Regions from separate parts of the Homo sapiens genome. Here all the other regions are linked to region 1. A link is an interaction called in ENCODE POLR2A ChIA-PET data of the cell type or tissue named here. Cell type or tissue: HepG2. All regions are shown on one strand.

Evidence for each region. ChIA-PET counts read pairs that join two places held together with the same protein. Peaks named below come from ENCODE experiments on the same cell type or tissue, not always from the same donor. Only the 100,000 strongest peaks of a DNase experiment are listed, where the experiment ranks them.
Region 2: POLR2A ChIA-PET joins it to region 1 with 5 read pairs; 3 of 35 experiments call an interaction of 5 or more read pairs at or near these places.
Region 3: POLR2A ChIA-PET joins it to region 1 with 6 read pairs; 4 of 35 experiments call an interaction of 5 or more read pairs at or near these places.
Region 4: POLR2A ChIA-PET joins it to region 1 with 5 read pairs; 2 of 35 experiments call an interaction of 5 or more read pairs at or near these places.

Annotation. Positions count from the first base shown.
Region 1 is chr9:108,773,993-108,777,992 of GRCh38, reverse strand. No RefSeq gene overlaps it. Among named protein-coding and RNA genes, the nearest start is that of ACTL7B, 80 kb to the left of the region's middle. RefSeq lists a silencer at 850-1,144, a cis regulatory region at 1,789-1,802 and an enhancer at 1,724-1,868. In HepG2, a CTCF peak has its summit at 548 (motif pointing left); DNase peaks (open chromatin) are centred at 522, 922 and 1,812; H3K4me3 peaks cover 424 bases.
Region 2 is chr9:108,884,287-108,888,286 of GRCh38, reverse strand. All of the region lies in intron 29 of ELP1 (elongator acetyltransferase complex subunit 1), which reads left to right. Among named protein-coding and RNA genes, the nearest start is that of ACTL7A, 24 kb to the right of the region's middle. In HepG2, no CTCF peak of the experiment used is centred here; DNase peaks (open chromatin) are centred at 2,226 and 3,406; H3K4me3 peaks cover 1,527 bases.
Region 3 is chr9:108,835,868-108,839,867 of GRCh38, reverse strand. It overlaps the pseudogene LOC100288416. Among named protein-coding and RNA genes, the nearest start is that of ACTL7B, 18 kb to the left of the region's middle. In HepG2, no CTCF peak of the experiment used is centred here; a DNase peak (open chromatin) is centred at 1,657.
Region 4 is chr9:109,108,287-109,112,286 of GRCh38, reverse strand. TMEM245 (transmembrane protein 245) reads left to right here. Exons shown (of 18, transcript NM_032012.4): 2 at 3,717-3,834. Among named protein-coding and RNA genes, the nearest start is that of TMEM245, 9.7 kb to the left of the region's middle. In HepG2, no CTCF peak of the experiment used is centred here; a DNase peak (open chromatin) is centred at 2,096.

The DNA.
Region 1 (4,000 bases):
CCCTGGCACCAAGCCTAAGTCAGAAGGCTCGTTGAGTGATTGGTCAAGGGGTTTTCCCTGGGCATCTGCACACGTTCCCTCCTAGTGGCTCCGGTCCATGTTCACACCGTAGCTAGAATATTCTTTTAAAAACATAAATGGTGCCATATCCCTCATCTGCTTAAAACCCCTCGGGGGCCTCCTGATGCATTCAGGATAAAATCTTTATCATGGTGTCTCTTGACTCCTTCTGATCTCATTACTGTCAATGGAACCATAATGAGCCTTTCAGTTTCTGGAATGTTCTTTCCTGCCTTAACACCTGCAATACTGTCTCTTCTACTTAGGGTGCTATTCCCTCACTTCTGACATGAAAGAGCAGCCTGCCTCTGCCTCAGCCTACCTAACCTATGAATGGCAACCCCTGGGTTCTGGTGGCTGAACTCTATGAGCCATGTGATTGCTTAATGCTAAAGCTTACACCTGTGTGCCCATGACCTGTGTTGACTTAAAGTCATGAGATCTATACATCGGGAAAGGAGAGCTTAATTTCTTATAAAAGGTTGCAGCTGCAGGCTCGCCACCTGCAGGCTGGGAAGCATAGCCTCCAGCAAAAAACAAAAGCAAGCACTTGGAAGGAGGAAGGCTAAGACAGGAATTTACACTGAACAGGTTGGCTAAGTATACATATTCAACAGGTTATAGGAAGAACTGTGAATATTCATGAAGGGGTGTGCATGCATAGTAAGCAAACATGCATGTTACATATGTCCCATGTTCACTTTGGGTTGGAGACTTAACATTTAAATGCAGTGAATTTAGGCTCCATAAGTCAAAAGGGAAAACGGAGGACACAGAAGTGTCCCTGTGTGCAGCCTCCATGGACTGGCCAGAATCAGTCTGTGGTCAGTGGTCTCTTATCAGGAAGGAATGCTGGTCAGTTGCTGTGCCAAAACCACAAAAATGGCGAGGAGTCCAGCCACAGCATCAGGTGGTTGGTGGAAATCAGCAGTGGAGCAAATCTTTTGAAAGGGCTGGTTTCAGCTGAACTCTGGGAAAGAAAGTCTAATGGTGTTTAGTGAGGGAGGGGGCACAGCAAGGCCTGTCTGACCTCCTCTCCCACCCTGTCATGGCCAAGAGCTCAGTTTGTAAGTTTCTTTGTGGTCTCCTTGGCCAAAAGGGGGGTCCATTCAGTTGGTTGGGAGGGTTAGGATTTTATTTCTCACCTGCATTGGTTTTCACCCTTAAAAAAATGAAGAGACATAAAGTGTGCAGGATCCCTGAGGATAAATTGTCAAGGGAAAGAAAGAGATCAGACTCTCATCAGATAGACCTGCATTCAGATCCTGGCCCCACACTTATTTTTGGCACTATGGGCAAAGTGACTTGATCTCTTTAACCACAGTTTCCTTACCTTTAAATGGGGTTAATAATGCTTCTTGCTTCATGGTGTCATCATGAGATTTGAAATAATGTGTATAATGCAGTTTAGCACAGTTCTGGTCACATAGTAAGCACTCAATTTTATTTATTGTTAATTTACTGTAAGGCAGCATATATAAATATATAAATGAGCATTTATTTAAAATAACTTCAGAATCTTTCCTTCCTCCCATTTTTTTCTTTTTTCTTCTTCCCTCCTTCTTTCTCTCTCTTTTATCTCCCCCTACCCCATAGTTTGTTTCTTTCAAGCATTTAACAAACGTTATTGGGTGCCTACAGAGTGCCAGGCAATATCCCAGAGCCTGGGAAAAGATTTCAGAGAGAAGAATGTGTGTTTTGTTGTCTTCCCTTGCTCATGTCCCAGAGTGAACTTTGAATTTGTCTATATGACTTAGCCTCAAATGACAGGCCCAGCAAATCTGGGAGGTGGGGGAGGGCTGTGTGGGGCTGAGAAGGGTTTCAGCTGGGTCTGCCTCCCCTTATTCCAGCTCTGCTCCACCCATGGCCCAGCAGGAAGCCTCCACTTGTGATATGAAAATGCCCTTTCAATAGCTCAGTGTGGAAGCTCAGATGTTGGTAACAGTTGCTTAATTTTAAGAACCAGAATGTATTCTGCCAAGTTGTGATCCCACTGGACCTCCAAGCAGTTTGAACTTGGAGTGAAATCCAAACCATGAAGGCTTAAACTCTTGAAACTGGGGAAAAAAAAAAAAAAAAAAAGATTTCGAGGTTTAAAGCAAAAAGCTTCACCAGGCTCCAGGATGAAGGAGTTTATCCAAAATATAACCATCCAAAAATAATACTCTGAAGTTTTATTAAAAAAAATCAGAGACCTATGGGTGAAACTTCTTTTATAACGGAATTATAAAGAAGGTATAGTGTGGGGGGAATGGGTCTTTTTCAAGAACATTAAAGGAAGAGTTGTTTCCTGATGTCAACTTCTCGGAGAAAAGAAAATGCTTTTTGTTTTTGAACATGATAGATTTTCTATGGCCAATGAATTTACAAGTTTGAATCCCCAGTTGTATTGCTAATATGGATTTCATAATTAACCTCTCTGGGGTTGGACAGGCCTTAAAATGAGCTACAGCAAAGACTGTTTGCGTAGTTCAAAGCAGACTTGGAGGATCACAAACAAACAGTGATTATGAAGGGCAGTTACGCTGATGTAATATTAATAGTTCCTTCTCATCCTTCGGGCTGCAAATCCCATTTCAGCTTCTCTGTAAAGCATTCCTTACTCCTCTTCCCCTCAGCCCCGTGTCCCCTGACTTTCCCATCGATTTCCCCTCCTTATTTCAGCCAGCTACCCATTCTTTCATTGCTCCGCAAGACCTGCTCATTCATCCTCTCTCCTTCCCCAGTCTGCTGCCTTAAAAACCCACCCCTAGGGTTCTGGCCCCACAATGCCTGAAATATTTGGGGAGAGAGTGGTGCGGAGTTCTAGCTAGTCTAAGACTATTTAAAATCCGAGGAGTTTTTCCCTCGGACACCACTCTGAGTTACAGGAGTTTCTTAGTCCATCTGCCTGGTTGTGGGGAGAAATGAGGATACAGAGAAGAAAGGATACAGAGGTTCTTGCGGGGGAATCACTGGCTAGAGTAGGAAGGCTCTAGAGGGAGGGACCGCATATTGTAGAGCTGGTCTAAGAGGGTCAGACGTGGCTCAACCAGCCTTCCAGGTCATCTAGTGGGGAAGAGAGAAGAGCTTACAGGAGATGGCTCTTCTGGCTTCAGAGTCTCCTTGGACCATGGGAGCAGTGAGGCTTGGGGCCTTAGGAAGATCTGCCTGGGTGCAGGGGCGGCTCAGCAAGTGGGGACCAGGAGCTTGTGCTTCAGGCTCAGTCATGGCTGCTCTAGCAGTGGGGCCCATGAACCCAACTTGATAGGATTGGAAGTTCCTGGAGCAGTAGGAACTAAAACCACGGGGGATTCCTGGGGTGGTGGGCTTAGCCTGGGACAAGAAAGGGAGAAGCTTGTATCCCTAAGGTAGGATCCATCCTGTTTTGTGGCTTTGGATTCAAGAACCACGGTTAATTCCAAGAAAGGCCCATCTATGGAGCCCTCTGTTGAATCTGTCCAGGAAGCTTACAGATGGGCATGGGCAGAGGAGAAGAATGCACATCTCTTGGGTTAGAATTGTGGCTTCAGGAAAGAACTCCAGTGGGAGAGTTTTATAGTAGTACCAAACGTGGCTTTAAAACAGGTTCTCAGTTTCTTTGTCACTCCACCCATCAGAAGGTGGAATCTAATTCTCCCCATGGATGCTGGCTGGCCATTGGTGACTCACTGCCTTTTTTTTTTTTTCATATGGAGTTTTGCTCTTGTTGCCCAGACTGGAGTGCAGTGGCGTGATCTTGGCTCACTGAAACCTCCGCCTCCAAGGTTCAAGCGATTCTCCTGTCTCAGCCTGCTGAGTAGCTGGGACTACAGGCACGTGCCAACATGCCCGGCTAATTTTTTGTATTTTTAGTAGGGGCGGAGTTTCACCATATCGGCCAGGCTGGTCTCAAACTCCTGACCTCAGGTGATCTGCCCGCCTCGGCCTCCCAAAGTGTTGGGATTACAGGTGTGAGCCC
Region 2 (4,000 bases), 110 kb before region 1:
AAAAGTTCCCTACTTCCCCTTTTGCAGTCAGCCTTCTCCCTCCACTGCCAGCCTTTGGCAAACTGATCAGTCAGTAAAGTTTCACATTATCTAGAATTTCATATAAACAGAACCATATGGTATGTAGTCTTTTTAATCTGGCTCCTTTCACTCACATAGTGCATTGGAGATGCATCCATGTTGTAGTTTATTCCTTTGTATTGCTGAATAGTATCCCATTATATGTATATGTCAGAATTTGTTGATTTACCAGTTGATGTACATTTGGATTGTTTTCAGTTTGGGGTTATTATGAATAACGCAGCCATGAACATTCTAGTGCAGGTCTTTATGGGGACAGGAGTAGGAATGCCACATCCCGTGGTAAGTGGATGTTTAACTTTTTAGGAAGCTGCAGAACTAATCTGCAGTGGCCGTATCATTTTGCATTCCCCTCAGTGATATGTGAGAGTGCTTCAGTGACTCCTATACTCACCAACACTGGGTGTATTACTGTGACACTAGATGTATTATCTATTGCTACGTAACAACTTACCTTAAAAGCTGGCAGCTTAAAACAACAGACCCTATTATCCCACTTTTTCAATGGGCCAAGAATCTTGGCTGGGCTTAGCTGGGGCCTCTGGCTCAGGGTCCTTTACAAGGCTGCAATTAAGGTATTGGCCAGGGCTAGAGTCATCTCAAGGCTTGACTAGTTTTTAATTTCATTTTCTAATGTTTTATTACTAGTATATAGAAATATAGCTGAAGTGTTTTGCAGGGAGGCTGTATAATTGACCTTGTATCCTGCAACCTTGCTAAACTCATTTATTAGTTCTAGAAGCTCTTGGGTGTATTCTCTAGGATTTTCTACATCAACAAACATGGTTTCTATAAATATAGTTTTATGTCTTTCTTACAATCAATACTTTTTTCTATCTGTATTGCATTTTCTAGGGCTTCCAGTGTGGTGTTGAATAGAAGTGTTAAGAGTGAACATCCTTGCCTTTTTCCTGATATTGGAGAAAATTCACTTGTCTTTTAGCATTAAGTGTCATGTTTGCTTTTTTAAAATTTTATTCTATATTATTTTATTTTTGAGACAGAGTCTTGCTCTGTCACCCAGGCTGGAGTGCAGTGGTGTGATCTCAGCTCACTACAACCTTGACCTCCTAGGCTCAAGCGATCCTCCCACCTCAGCCTCCTGAGTAGCTGGGACTGCAGGAACATGCCACCATGCCTGGCTAATTTTTGTATTTTTTGTAGGGATGGGGTTTTGCCATGTTGCCCAGGCTGGTCTTGAACTGTTGGATTCAAGCAATTCGCCTGTCTCAGCCTCCCAAAGTGCTGGGATTACAGGCATGAGCCTCCGTGCCTGGCCTGATATTTGCTTTTTTTTTTTTTTTTAATGCTCTCTATTGCAGAGTTGGCAAACTACAACCTGTGACAAATCCAGCATGCCACCTGTTTTTGTAAATAAAGCTTTATTGGAGCATAGCCATGCTCATTAGTTTACATCTTGTGTATGGCTGCTTTAACACTACAGCAGCAGAGTTAGAGTTGTGACACAGATAGTTTGGCCCATAAGGCCTATATTTACTGTCTAATCTTTTACAGGAAAAATTTGCCAATTCCTGCCCTCTTGGTTTGAGGAAATTCCCTTCTGTTCCTTGTTCTGAGAGTTTGTATCATGAATGGGTGTTAAATTTTGTCAAATGCATTTTCAACTATGAAGGGTTTTGTTTTTAGACGAGTGATATGGGGGACTAGGTGATTGATTTTCTACTGTTAAACCAACCTTGCATCTCTGGGTTCAACCCCACTTGGTATTATAGATTTATTACCCTTTTTCTCTTGTGGCAGATTAGATCTACTAAAATTTTCTTGAGGATTTTTGTGTTTGTGTTCATGAGGGATATTGTAGTTTTTTCGTGTCTTTGCCATGTTTTGGGTATCAGGATAATGCTGCTGTCATTGAGGGGTGACAAAAATGAGGGGTGGTGTCCTTTACACTTCTGTTTTCTGGAGGATTTCATGTAGAATTGGTATGAGAGTCTAGCTTATGGTTAAAAACCTATGTGTGATGTTTCAGACCTGACCATAAACAATTACAGACTTTACCTAGGAGGCCACATGGGGAAAAGCTGCCCTCCCTACACCAGACTTGGCGTACTGCCAATGCATTACAGTTTCTAAAGGGAGTTGCAGTCAAGGACTCAGGGCCCCCTGTTAGTCATGCTCTTGTAACAGTATTTGCATTGAGAGTCCTGGCACTTTCATTCTTAGGTCTCTCTATCTGAGGCCATGGGCCAAGGTCTTCTTCAGGCACCTCTGCCAAGGCCTGTTTATGCAAGAAGGAGTGGAAAAACCTTGACATTTTTTTCCACTGTGACTCACTACCCAGTACTTTTCCACCCTTAGCCCCCTTCCTTTGCACCCATACCCCCAAGATCCATCAAACTGCTAAAGCCTTTTTTTCCAAGCTCCTTCAACAGTGAACCAACCCTCATGTCTGTGTGGATCCAGCTGACTCTTGACTAGTGAGTTGTTCCTTGGGAAAAAATGGAACAGAGAGAGTTGGTGCTTTCCCTGGTTTTAGCCTCTTGCTTATACCAATGCAATGCCTGAAGGCTTAATTCATTTTTGACTTGTTGCTTTGATCAGCTACTCCAACACCTGACAGCTCAGCTCTTTCTCCCAGCTCTTGGGAGATATTTTTTTCTTTAAATGTTTAGTAGAATATACCAGTAAGGCCATCTCGGCCAGGAGTTTTCTTTAATGAAAGCTTTTCCACTATTAGTTCAGTTACTTTAGTAGACATTAGCCTATTCAAGTTTATCTGTGTCTTCTGGAATGAGCATTGGTAGTTTATGTCTTTCAAGTAATTTGTTCATTTCATCTAAATTGTCAGATTTATTGGTATGAAGTGTTTATAGTATTCTCTTATTTTACTGTCCGTAGGGTCTATGGTGATGTCCTGTCTTTCATTCTAGATATTGATGTGTCTTCTTTTTTCTGATTATTCTGGCCAGAGGTTTATCAATTTTATTGATCTTATTAAAGAATGAACTGTTTCATTGTTTTTCTCTATGATTTTTCTGTATTCTATATCATTCTTTTTTTATTATTTTATTATTTTATTTGCTCTTTATTTTTCTAGTTTCTTAAGGTGATGGCTTACTTTTATTTTTTTCTTATTTTTTTCTTTTGTTGTTGTTGTTTTTTTAAAGAAACAGGGTCCCACTCTTGCTCAGGCTGGAGTGCAGTGGCACGATCATGGTTCACTGCAGTCTCAAACTCCTACATTCAAGCTGTCCTCCCCCCTCAGCCTCCAGAGTAGTTGGGATTACAGGTGCATGCCACCATGCCTGGCTAATTTTTAATTTTTTTTGTAGAGATGGGGTGTTACTAGTTGCCCACGCTGGTCTGAAACTCCTGGCCTCAAGTGATCCCTCCACCTCTGCCTCCCAAAGTGCTGGGATTCCATGTGTAAGCCACTGTGCCTGACCAAGGTGATGGCTTAAAGCTATTGATTTGAGATGATTCCTTACTTTATAGTTTAAGCATATAATGCCATAATTTTCCTCAAGCACCGTTTTAGTTATGTTATACAAATTTTGAAATGTTTTGTTTTCATTTCCTAATTTCCCTTGTGATTTCTTTATTGAACCTTGGCTTATTTAGAAGTATGTTTAACTTGCAGATATTGGAGATTTGCCAGCCATCTTTTTGTTATTAATTTCTACTTTAATTTTGTTGTGATTAGAGAACATACATTTTATTAATTTAAATTTATAATTTATTTTAATTTATAATATGGTCTGTTTTACAGAATGTTGTGTGTGTATTTGAAAATAATATGAAAGCTACTATTATTGGATGGAGTGTTCTATAAATGTCAGTTAGATTAGGTTGATCATGCTGTTCTAGCTTTTTATATCCTTATTGATTTCCTCACTACTTGCTCTATCAATGACTGGGAAAGTGTTGAAGTCTCCCAGTATTTGTCTATTTCTCCTTT
Region 3 (4,000 bases), 62 kb before region 1:
TTTAGCTCCCACTTAGGAGAACATGTGGTATTTGGCTTTCTGTTCCTGTGTTAGTTTGCTAAGGCTGATGGCCTCCAGCTCCATCCACGTGCCTGTAAAAGGAATGATCTCATTCTTTTTTATGGCTGCATAGTATTCCAAGGTGTATATGTACCACATTTTCTTTGTCCAATCTGTCATTGATGGGCATTTACGTTGGTTCCATGCCTTTGCTATTGTGACTAGTGCTGCAATGAACATTCACGTGCATGTATCTTTATGGTAGAATGATTTATATTTCTCTAGGTGTATACCCAGTAATGGGATTGTTAGGCCAAATGGTAGTTCTGCTTTTAGCTCTTTGAGGAATTGCCATACTACTTTTCACAATGGTTGAACTAATTTATACTCCCATTAACAGTGTATAAGTGTTCTCTTTTCTTACAACCTCACCAGCATCTGTATTTTTTGACTTTTTAGTAATAGTTGTTTTCACTGGTGTGAGATGGAATCTCATTATGGTTTTGATTTTCATATCCCTAATGATCAGTTGTACACAGTTTTCATTTCTGTCAGTGCCTGATGTCTACTTCAGTCTCTCCATAAACTTGGATTGTGGGAACCATTTGTCAACGCTGTGTTAAAATCCCTTAGACACCTGCTGAGCCTGGCCCAAAGTACTAGCCCAGGATCCTGGTCCCCAGGAAGTACAAAGGGAGAGTCACTTGGGAGTCCTTGGATTTTCCACATTTGGTAATGGACACAGGAGAAACAGTGAGGAGAGAAGGGAAAAACTGTCTATTCCGTATAGTTACTGCTGTACTGTTCTGAAAAGAGATAAGAAGAGGCCATGGACATGAACGTTTTTTAATCACAACATGTCTGACACCAAATGTGTGGGATTTCCCTTAATTTTTCACACCAACTAATTTAACAACTCTTTAGACGTCAACTGGGTGTCCTGCAATTCAATTCAATCCAAACATTAAGTACTTAGAGTTGGCACAGACCCCACAGGTGAAGGGCTCAGTCCTATAAAACTGTCACCCATGCTGGGCGAGGCGTCAGAGCCCCGGCATTGAGAAGTGGTGGACTTGTGGGTTGGTAAGAAGAATTACTGACAATAGTATAGGTTTGAAAAGTAAAGTCTGTTAGAAAAAACTCCGCAGAAGACTGCAATGGAGGCCAGTCATGGTGGCTCACACCTGTAATCCCAGCACTTTGGGAGGCCAGGGTGGGTGGATCACATGAGGTCAGGAGTTTGAGACCAGTCTGGCCAGTGTGGCGAAACCCCGACTCTATTAAAAATATAAAAATTAGCTGGGTGTGGTGGTGGGCGCCTGTAATTCTCAGCAACTTGGGAGGCTGAGGCACGAGAATTGCTTGAACCCAGGAGGCAGAGGTTGCAGTGAGCTGAGATCGTGCCACTGCACTCTAGCCTAGGCCACAGAGCAAGACTCCATCTCAAAAATAAATAATAATAAAATTCATAAAAAGATGAGTGCAACTTGGTGCCTCAGTGAGAGGACTGAGCGTGCCACAGTGGATTTTTTCCTTAGGAGCATTTATGGACCTTAAAGTGGGAGCTTAAGGATAATTTGGACCATGTTAGCCACATAGGTCATGATAAATGCTTACATATGTAGACATTTTTGTGCCCTGATGTCAGCAAGGGTTGCACAATGAGTTTCGGCATAGCATTCCGGAGATGTATAGGAATTCTAGTTACTTATAAATTTTGGCGGGGAAAGACCTGGTACCAGTGCCTGCTTTAGATAATAGGGAAGTCTAATTACTTCTCATTTCCCCAGATACGGAGTTTTGCCTCTGGATGGCCTGCCTGATAGTCACCAGGTGGTCTTCGTTTCCTTCTAAATTCCTCAGTTGAGGAGTTTTTGTCTCTGGGGCCTCTTCAGTGGTCACCAGGTGATTGCGCTCTCCTCACCCAACTTCAGAGGGTAGTTACAGGTCCCAGGTTTCCACCTGCACTTCTGACCAACCGCTTATAAATTGGGGGTTCCTGTGACCCCTTCTTCAGGTTTGATAATTTGCTATAATGACTCATAAAATCAGGAAGGTGCTTTACTATTACTGGCTTATTATACAGGATATGACTCAAGAACAGCCAAATGGGAGAGAGGTAGAACACAGGGCGAGGTATAGGGAAGGGGTGTGGAGCTTCTGTGCCCTATTGGAGTGTACCACCCTTCCAGCGCCTCTGTGTGGTCACCACCTCCAGCTCTCCAAACCCCATCACTTCAGGGTTTTTATGGATGCCTTGTCACTTAAGCATGATTGATTAAATCAATGGTTGTTGGTGATTAGCTCAATCTCTAGCTCCTTTCCTCTCCCTCGAGGTCTGAGGGTAGAGAGGGAGGCTGGAATTTCCAAACCTCCGATCATCCTTGGTCTTTCTGGCAACCAGCCCCCATCCTGAAGCTACCTAGGGGACCCCACCAGCAGTCTTTCATTAGCATACAAAAGAAACTCTCATCACCCCAAAGATTCTAAGGGTTTAGGAGCTGTACACCAGGAGCCAGGGACAAAGGCCAGAGGTTTATTTATTTTTTATTATATCACAGTGGACAAGCAGAAATTGGAACATGATAAGAGTTTCAGAAATAATCTGTAGAAGCGCAAAGATTAGTAATAAACCCAATTTAGTCAACATTTTTTAATTGAGAAAACAGAAGCCCATGGTTGGGAAGTGGCTTGACCAAGGACACATAGCTGACAAATGGAGGAGCTGAGACCACTGTAACATTTTCCAATTTCTGGTCTTGCACTCTGTCCACATTATTGAAGCCTCTAGTTCAGCTACGTGCAACTCAGCACATCCAAAGCCTTTGCACTGCGTGCTCTTTAATCCTTTAAGAATCTCTTAAAGAGGAACAGACTTGTCTGCGGGTACCAGTGACCTGGCATGAGCTTTCCTTTTGCAGGAACAGTGTTATGCTCTCTACAAAGAGCAGGTGTGAGTCACCTCCAGTCACAGCCAAGCCAGCATCTCTTACAATATTGTGGAAAAAGGCTCCACGTATCAAAACTGTCTTTTTAGAAAACAGCCAGATTTGTGCTCTGAGAAGAGCTCTGGCCCTGGTCCGAGCTCCCAGGGATCCCTCTTTGGGCCCCAGCTTTTCCTTTCTTTTTTAACCAGTCGTCTTTTATGTGGAGGTTAATTCCCATTAGGATATAAAAAGATTCAGCAAGGATCGCGTTCCTCAAGGACAGGTGTGGGCAAAGGAGGTCGTGGTCAGGGCGACAGAGCGTGCTGTCCGTGCAGGCCCCTCTTCAGTGGTACTTGCATAGCTGCTCATGCTTGAGCTCCTTGTAGGAAAGGCAGTAGCTGAAGAGCATGTAAGCTGCCAGTACCGTGGAACCCCCTGAGACACCCTTTCTTCACGTCGATGTACTTGTTGTAGTACCAGTAGAAACCTCTTTGAAATGCTCCAGCAATGCCACTAGGGGTGAAATCTTGCATCAGTATCCAGCTTGGCAGCTCCCCTAGTTTGACATCCAGGAGTTTCTTCTCCTTCACTGGTATAACTGATACCATCTTGGAGGACCAGCTGTGGGGCCCAGCTTTTCTTTCAGTGTCAAGAAGCTTGAATGGCTAATTGCACCTCACCAGGAGGTCTGATGACACTGAGGAGGCTTCCCCCAGCTAAGGCCCAAATTAGTGAATGGCAAAGGCTCACAGCTAGAACAAGAAGGAGAACGTGAAGCAGGACGAAGAGCATGGCAGAGACTGATAGTTGTCTAGGAAAACGTTCCCCTTCTTCAACAGTAATGAAATTTTAGCTGGGCGTATGGCTGCCCAGTTGGAGGCTGCATTACCAGTCTCCCTTGCGGCTAAGTGTGGCCATGTGACTAAGTTCAGGCCAGTGAGGGACGCATGGAAGTGCTAAATGCAACTTCTGAGTCATCTTCAATGTAAAGAAGCTCCTTGTCCCGGAGCAGCTCTCTTCCTTCTTCCCTTGAGCTGAATATGAATGTGCCTGTGGCCTAGCACTAACTATGC
Region 4 (4,000 bases), 330 kb before region 1:
TTACAGGTGTGAGCCACTGCCCTGGCCACTTTTTTCTTTTTAATACTGCTACAGTATAAATCTTTTTTCTCCCCCTCCCCCACCATGCCTTTTAGAAAATGTTTTCAACAGATTTTCTTAGCTCTGAATTTGTATTAGAATACTTTGATAAACATTTTTAACCATTGGTAATTGTATAATCATAATGGGCTTAATATAAACTCTAAAGTGTTTTTATAAATGGCCTTACCTCTTGAACTAATATTACTTCTGCGAATCTTTTCTGAGGAAACACTTCAAAATACTGGAAAAAATCCAGAAGCCAAAAGAATTTCCTAAAGGTTAAAAATACTTCTTTTTCTGTTTATAAAGATACTACATAACCTTAGTAGAAAATTGAGCACCTGTAATAAAACATAAAGAAGCAGATTACTCCTTGAAATCTGCCATCTAGAGATAATATTTTAAAACATTTTTTGTTGAGTATATTTTCACCATTATAAATTTACACACGAATAAATTGACACTGTAGCACTGTATATTGATGTTCATCATACTGTTGAAAGTCTGACTAATTACTCAATTTTTGGAGATAGCATTATTTAAACAGTTCACTATAAAATGATATTTAAGTTCTCAATTTTTTATATTGTAAATGGCAAGTGAATATTTTTATATGTGTCTGCACAGTGTGCTTCTGTAAAACACTCCTAAAAGTAGAATTGGGGAGTATATTTTAAAATGGTTATTTTAAACTGGAATGAGGTAATCTGTGAGTTTCAGGTTGATAGATGAAAATACATGCTTCTTGTTAGACAATAAATTTCTCTTAAAAAATCTGAAGTATGCAGTCTCTTATTTTTTCTCTCCTTGCAAATGATACTAATTCCTTATGCATACAGATAAGAAACAAAAACTTCTTGGAGGTACTGTATAAATTGTGACCTCCAGTTCAGCTTCTTACTAAGGGTAGTACTTACTTTGTCATCTCTGTTCAACGTTTGCTCAAACACTTTTAGTAATGATTATTCCATTTGTAGATAGCTATAGTTTATTGGAAAAACCTGTCCTTTTACTGAGCTGTGTTATTTCCTAATTCCCACGTATTTCTGCTCTCAGAACCACAGAAAATCAAGTCTTATGCCTCTCCCAGATGACATTTTAAAAATTATTTGAAGATAGCTACAAAATCTTGATATTTCCTTCTCTTTTCTGAGCAAAACTTTTTTTTTCTTTTTCCCCTAGCTACATTTATATTATCATGTTGTGATTTCTATTTCCTTTCCCAGGCTGAATTTTGTTGTGTGGTTTGGTAGCGCAAAATTAATTGAAACAATCACTTTCCCTGATACGAGTATTGTACTTTTAGAAATAAGTGCTTCTACTAGTCATAGGCTGACTCATACTGAACTGAAAAGTGGTTCAGATGTTCTCTTTCCATTCCATACTTGTACAGTTGAGTTTTGAATCTCGAAGCAGAACTTTGCATTTCTTTTCATATAGTTTAATCTTGTTTGGATTAGCCCATTGTTCTGGCTTCAGGATATCTTTTTGAATCATGATAGATTATCTCAATATTTATTGACAACTCAGTTTTGTATAACTGATTTGTGTAAAATCAGTTTTTTCTGTTATTGTGCCTCTAGTCTTTCATCTAAGTGACTGACGTAATGTTTAATAGGGTGGGGCTAACTGACGTACCTCTGAAGACTATCCATTTACTGTGGATTTTTTTTTAATTTCAACAAGTTGTAGTTGTCTAAATTGACTGTTTTTATTTTCCCTTGTGAAAATCTGAGCAGCTTTTGCTTATCTTTAGTATTCTAGCACCATGCTTCTTTCTCCTTAAGATTAGAAAAGTGCACTCTGGAGCCAGATTCCTGGGTTCTAATCCTGCCTCTGTCATTTATTGGCTGTGGCCTTGGGCAAGTCACTTCTCTGAAATCTGGGTTTCTTTCATGTGTAAAATGAGGATCATAATAATATTATTTTGTGGGGTTATGAGGATCAAATGAGTTAGTATACATAAAGCATTAGAATAGGGCCTGGCACATAGGAGTGTTATATAAGTGTACTATTATTGTACTCAGATTTTTTTCTATGCTCTGCAATCAGATCTCAAATTCTTTGAATTCCCAGGGTTAATTGGTCTGGTCCAGCAAGACTGGACTTTTTGAAGCAGCTGTAGTCTCACTTCCCATGTCCTCATATTTTTGAGCTTCAAAGCTCTTTAATATTTCATCTGATAGAGTTACTTGAAGAAATATTTTAATGTCCTTTTTATTATAAAAGAATTAGTGCTTATTAAAGGCAGTCTGGAAAATACAGAAAAAAGTGAAAGGAAAAACAAAATTTTACCACCCAAATACAGCCACTAACTTCTTAGTACATTTTCTTTTCCTCCCACCATATAGTAGATGTAATCACAGCACAAGTATTTTTTGTATTTTACTTCTAACTTAATATGATATTGTGAGTTTTTAAACTATATAGTCTTTGTTTTTAAGAAGTGATTTTAATGGTTGCATAACATTTTATTGAGTGAATCGTAATCATTTCCCAGTTGTTGACCTTTTAGGTAATCACTTTTTTCACTGTTCTGAATCATACTCTGATGAGCTTCTTTATATTTAAAACTTTTTCAAAATTTATCATTATTTAGTAAGGATAAAGTCTGAAAGTTGAATTCTGAGGTTAGAAGCTATAAACATTTTTAAGATGCGAAGATTATTTGTATTGATAGATTTGACCAAAATAACGTAGGAGATAGTTTTTTTCTGTCTTTTTTAGTAATCCCATCAGTTCTTTTTTCTTCATGCTCTGAATTATATAGCTCGAAGTTTCTTTTTGTCTTAATTTGCTTTTTTTTTTGGCAAGGTTCATGTCATACTTGACTTTTAGCTTCTTGGTCTTATGTTAATTAAGGTCTTTGTGCTCAGATGTGTTCTGGATTATGTATTCCCTCTGTGTTTTATAAATGTTCTATTAAAATATGAGTTTCTGTGTAGGCTACGCTGGTTTCTTTTGATGCGTCTTAAGCTCTAGGGTCATTTAACTTTAGTGTAGGAAGAACTGAAGAGGGTATCCTGGCTGATTCTTCTGTTCTGAAGTCCTGCTGTTTGTTCCTCTAATAATATTTTTTTCAGGCACACTTCTTCAGCTGGTGCATCATAACTCTGGATTAGGTTCTAATCATTTGTTGCCTAGATTATTTCAGCAGGGTCACACTTCAGCTGGCTGCTTTCTTACTTTTACAGAGTTATTTCCCCAGTAACAAGCATATTTTATAAGCTGAAATAGAATCTTTTAACCTGATTCTTTTTGGAAAGCTTTCCTTTTCTTGTTTTTTTCTTTTCTTTCCGTTTCTTTTCTAAACATTGATCAACAGAGAAAACTGTAGGAATTCCATAAGATTAGATTCTTAATTTAAATCCATGGTTTATGCTTTGAATATTTTATCTCAAGCATTTTTGTGTATAAGATGGGTTTTGAACTATGTATCTTTTGTTAAACAACTATTTAATATTACTACATGAGATTTCAAATGCCTAGTATTTCAAAACTTAGGTTCTCCAAACGAGGAGAACCTAGGTACGTTTCTTTGACACCATCAACCTTCATCTTTTCTGTGCTATGTCCAGAGCATTCCTGCTGTATAGACACTTACAGATTTTGTATAATTGTATGTTCATTTTCACGTGTATAGATTTTACAGCTGTGTCTTTCATTTATTTAAGATCTGGACGTTGGTGGTTGGCTATGTGTTGACTGTTTCATTCAAGTGGAATGCAAGCACTGAACGCTACTTGAGAGCAGTTTCAATTCCTGTCTGGATTATATTGCTTTTTCATTTAGGTGGGTTCCTTCTTTTTTTTTTTTTTTTTTTTAAGTCTAGCCTAAGGTCAGCAGAGGCTGACTGTGTGAATGAAAGTGAATTTTTTGTAGTGTCATATGTTGCATTTAACATTCTTAATCTTTAGAAAATGTTATGCTTTAATCTTTCATTAAATTTTAATGAAAA